2 separate regions of the Homo sapiens genome follow, and region 2 is linked to region 1. The links are chromatin loops, found by intact Hi-C in ENCODE. Cell type or tissue: heart left ventricle. All regions are shown on one strand.

What was found. Peaks named below come from ENCODE experiments on the same cell type or tissue, not always from the same donor. Only the 100,000 strongest peaks of a DNase experiment are listed, where the experiment ranks them.
Region 2: it touches region 1 in a loop (5-fold over the local background); 7 of 110 quality-filtered maps call a loop at or near these places.

What each region holds. Positions count from the first base shown.
Region 1 is chr10:94,319,274-94,321,773 of GRCh38, reverse strand. The region is part of intron 29 of PLCE1 (phospholipase C epsilon 1); the gene reads right to left. It also overlaps a transcript of NOC3L not described here. Among named protein-coding and RNA genes, the nearest start is that of PLCE1-AS1, 33 kb to the right of the region's middle. In heart left ventricle, CTCF peaks have their summits at 1,107 and 1,308 (motif pointing right); a DNase peak (open chromatin) is centred at 1,313.
Region 2 is chr10:93,992,513-93,995,012 of GRCh38, reverse strand. It overlaps PLCE1 (phospholipase C epsilon 1), which reads right to left and starts at 1,082. Exons shown (of 33, transcript NM_016341.4): 1 at 755-1,082. LOC105378438 (a long non-coding RNA gene) reads right to left here. Exons shown (of 4, transcript XR_946215.2): 4 at 1,294-1,793. RefSeq lists a silencer at 979-1,268. In heart left ventricle, no CTCF peak of the experiment used is centred here; DNase peaks (open chromatin) are centred at 582 and 972; H3K4me3 peaks cover 1,965 bases; H3K27ac peaks cover 1,866 bases.

The DNA of each region.
Region 1 (2,500 bases):
TATGTTATTATTTCATAAACTGTTCTAAAAGGATATACCTATCTCCTGAGAGGAGGAAACTACTGTGCTTCTGATGATGTTGATAGATCCATAACAAGCCAATTTATCTGCTCCTATTAGCTGTGGGTTTTTTTTTTTTTTTTTCTGAGATGGAGTCTTGCTCTGTTGCCCAGGCTGGAGTGCAGTGGCATGATCTTGGCTCACTGCAGCCTCCACCTCCTGGGTTCAAGCAATTCTCCTGCCTCAGCCTCCTGACTAGCTGGGATTACAGATGTGTGCCACCATGCCTAATTTTTGTATTTTTAATAGAGACAGGGTTTCGCCATGCTGGCCAGGCTGGTCTTGAACTCCTGACCTTGTGATCCACCTGCATCGGCCTCCCAAAGTACCAGGGTTACAGGTGTGAGCCACTGTGCCCCGCCTAGCTGTGGATTTTGAGAGTCCAAGTTGACTGTAGGTAAATTTGTAGAAAGACAATATACCATTTTGCCAATTAGCAAAAGCCAAATAAGAACACAGTAAATTGTATTTAAAAGAAAGCTCACCCATTTCCACAGACGTTGAGCATTTAAGAAATGCTAGACATCTGAAATATAAACCATGAAATTGACAGGTTGGGTGAACAAAACTGCAGTGACAAGGCTGAATGAATGGCTGGAGGTAAGCCACATTGAAACAAATTTTGACAAAATTCACAGTAAAATTATGAGAATTAGATTAATTGGCTTTTTGGTGGATTATGTATCTACAGATATATGTATCTTATTAAAAATTTTCAAACAGTACAGAAGCGTATCAATAAGAAAAACCAAACTTTTCCCATTCTCATCTTTTTTCCTTCTCCCACCTTATTCGCCACAAAATACCCCACTGTCATTGGATAATACATCCTTTTAAACATTTGCTGTGGATGTTCAAATGTATTTTTGTGTATGTGACTATGTAAAGCAACACCCTTGAATTAGGTGAATTTAGATATAATGTGATTGTCAAGCAGCTGCTGCTGTTCTTTGTCCACCACATTTTCAAATGAGGATAGCTTCCCTTTTGCAAGAGGGAGACTTAGTAAAAGGGCAGGGAGAGGTAAAGTAAGTAAACAGTAGACAACCTCATCTCAGCAAGTGAGGTCTTGGCAGGAAAACTCCCTTATCCCCAGAATTCTAGCCTCATCTCTCCAGACCAGGCTACTGAAATGGGTGCTAACTAACTAACCAGAAGAATCCATGAGTTGCTGTCGCTATCTTGGAAGTTCCAACTAGAATTGTACCCATTGATTAAAGTCAGAATAGATAACTGCCACCAGGTGGCGCCAAAACTGCAACCAGGGCCAGAAAGGACTGGCTTCTGAAGCTTGCCCCAATCATTTAATTAACTTTGCAATCATGGCCTTATAATTACATGATTTTTTGTTAAATAAATAAAGATATATAATCTATTTTAACTTTTTTCAATGAGTGAAAAAATCCATTTGATTTTTTTCCCATGAATGAATACTCCATTATATAATGGAAGGGGGGGAAGAGATGAGCTATTGTCTCTTTTTACATAAAATGAGATTGTATCCTATGTATACTGTTTTACAACTTGCTTAATAATATGTCATTGCACTGATCATCATATATTTAACCAGTCAGAGAGTAAGATTGAGAGGTAATTCACATGACATAATTTATAATCTTTGTCCCCCAAACCAGGAGGCAAGAAATCAGAAAACCAGAGTTGGCACATAAAATGTCCCAACAACGATGCATTAAGCTTTATTTTTAAGAGAGCACCCTTAGGAGGCTGAGGCAGGAGAGTGGTGTGAACCCGGGAGGCGGAATTTGCAGTGAGCTGAGATCGCGCCACTGCACTCCAGCCTGGGCAATAGAGCCAGACTCCATCTCAAAAAAAAAAAAAAAAAAAAAAAGAGCACCTTTGAGCCTCCCTCAGAGCTTATTTTAAGGTATTTCTAGCCACATTAGTTCGAAGCCACAGGTTATGAACAAAATAACAATAGCCCTCACTTATATCCCTTTTTACTAAGCATTGTTGTACACCTTGTCTGTGTACATGTTTGACATGAGTCTCATGATCATTTCTTTGAGTCAAGTAGGGTAGTTTGTATATAGATTTTACAAATTAGGGCAGTGAGGTTTACAGAAGTTAGGTGGTCTGTTCATTGTGACAATCCTGGTTTACCCAATTTCAAATCCAGTAACAGAAGAGGACACATTGACCACAGGAAGATGTGGTATCTGACAGCTTGAAAGCCCAGGAGACAAGAAAATTATAAAAGGCAGGAGAGATCAGAGGTCACAGAGAGCAACTGAAGAATTTTCATATATGGGCAAACTGCTTATATGTCTTATTAGTTCCATGGGATAAAATAAATGGAAATACTTATAGCCCAAATCTGTCTCCTCTAGTAGTGCCCTCTTACATTCAGTAATTACTGAATTCATTTATTCAATCAGCAATTATTATTTGGGTATCACTATGCACCAGGTAAACCTAGATA
Region 2 (2,500 bases), 330 kb after region 1:
AAAGACCTACGGGCAAATTTTGCATAATGCAACTGAAATTATGACCTTCGTGCAAATAAAACTTTTCGAAGACGTGAATCCTACTTAACAGGTATTCAGGGAACTCACTATTTAAAATGACACTGATTAATCACTAAATGAGTCTTACACTGAATAATTGGTTAAGTCGGCTGAACTCAGTGTCTGATGGCTTAAATACAGAGCGAGGGGCGAAAGCTTCCACAAATTTACGCTGTGCACCTAACATTCGCCACGACAGAAGACTTCTTGCTCTAGTGTATTTATTACTGTAGCATTAAAGGACTTGAAGGCAAAGCTAGCTATTCTAGTTATCAGTTAGAGCGGGACCTGGTCCAATATTGTATTTTCTAGGACTTGATGTACACAAATCTCTCCAGGAACAATCTCTTGAGCACTTTCCTTGAAATACCGCTGCTAAGTACCGCCACAAAAAGAGCTTACGTTTTTCTTTGCACTGGCCACCTCCACACCGTATTCACAACACGAAGGGGCGACCTGAGGCAGGCGTCTGGAGTGAAGGCACTGGCAGGGTGTCCTTTAGCCCCTGCGAGGGCGGCCTGCATGCCCTGGAGGACCGCCCGCCTCGGGTCCCCCGGGAGCGCGAGGACACTTTTCCGCCAGGTACGCGGAGTCGGGCTGCTCCCTTAGGCGGGTCGACTGCCTTGGGAGAGAACCAGCCCATCCTTCCCTTTCTCCAGTCCTCAGGAACCGAGCTACAGAGTCGCTTCCTCACCTCTTGGCTCCTGGCGAGTCTCGCCGGCGTCCCCAAGCGCAGCGTCCCTCTGGGACCAGCCGTCCGCGCGCCTGTCGCTAGCGGCGTCGGGTGTCCCCGCTACTGTGTGTCAGCTGCAGAGCCGATGCCCAGGAACGCGCAGGAGCCAGGCAAGTGCCCGAGAGGCAGAGCCCGGGAGGCAGAGCCCGGGAGGTAGAGCCCGGGCGCGCCGCCGCTGCCCCTCCCGCCGCGCGAGCCCGCCGCCCGCCGCGTTGCCCACGTTGCCCAGCGTTACCGTGTGGACCCGCGCCGTTCACAGTCCGCTCCCGCCGAGATGTGCGCGCTGCCCGGACAGCGGCGGCTGCGCGGGCGGCAGCGGGGCCCCCGCCCTGGGCCGGGCTTTCCCAGAACTCGCCCGCCCCGGGTGAGAGGCCGCTAGCGCCACCGCGGGCGGCCGGGCGGGGGAGCGGCCTGTGCCGGGCCCGCCCCCGGCTCCTGCCGCGCGGGGAAGGCGGGCGCGGAGCGAGGACCCGGCCGCCTCCCCCGGAGCTGGCTGCTGGCGGCGCGACCCCTTCCCAGACCCCTGGCCCTGACCCCTAGGAGCCATCCTTTCTGGCGGGAGCCAGAGAGAGCGCTCCTGGGGCGCCCGGCTCCGGGAAGGGCGGGAACTCTGCACACCTCAGGCGGCGGGAATTTACTCTCACACTACCCCAGGGAACCACCCCTGGTTGACAGATATGGAAACTGAGGTTCACGGCAGATAAAGGACACGATCAAGGTCTCTGTAGTAGATGGCAGCACCAAGTCTCGAATCTGTTCTGTCACTCGTTCATTTAATACATATTCATTGAGCCCCATCAATGTGCCCAGCGTTGTGCCAGGCTCCGGAAATACTCCTTTTGCTGGTAATGGTGGCCATCCAGGACTGCGGACTCCAAATCCAGTACTCTTTCATTGCTCAAGCAAACCTGAAGATCTTCACAACTAGAAACTACAGGCTTTGCACAGAACTTCCTTAGCCGCTGGAGCGGCTTTTATGAGTCTTAGGAGAGCCAAGGACCTGGAAAAAAAAATCAAATCATCATCCTCCTCCCTTTCGCCTAAACCTGTGCCTCCTCCCTCTACCTGTTCTAATGGAAGACCGTTCCCTAGGCCTGACCTCTTCTCCTACATCCGATCAGGACCCATTCCTGTGGCCCATATCGCCTCCCACTGTCCTCTCCCTTGGACCAAATCAATCCTTCAAACCACCGCTGTATTATTCTTCCTTTTTTACAACTTTAATCTATGCAGAAAACTTCACTGGCTCCCTATTGCCCTCCAAACTAACTCTCCATGGCTGTGTAACCCAGCATGCCCTGGCTAATAAGGATCACCCAACAGAATGTCTCTCCCACTCTAGCTCTGTACCTGAACTTAAGCTGAGCCTTCTACCTGGAGCATCTCCTCCCACACACTTTCCTCCTGCTCATGTTTGACCCTTTCTTTCGGGTCCCTCTTAAAAGTGATCTCTCCTTCTTGGAGGCTCCAGAACACAGGAGAGGTTGGAGCAAGAAAGCACAGGAGGCCCAAAGAATCCTGCTGTTAAGAAAAATCTGCCAGTCTGGTCCTTAAACTGTCTTGCTGTTTTCTCACCACTAGGACTTTAATGAAAACTAACATGATTGCCTCCCTGGAGAGCTGATTTCAGAAAGGTCTCTGCAGAGGGCTCTAAAGAAATTCTTTGTTCCTTAAGATCTTGGCATTTTAGCACTAGGACAGTGAGAA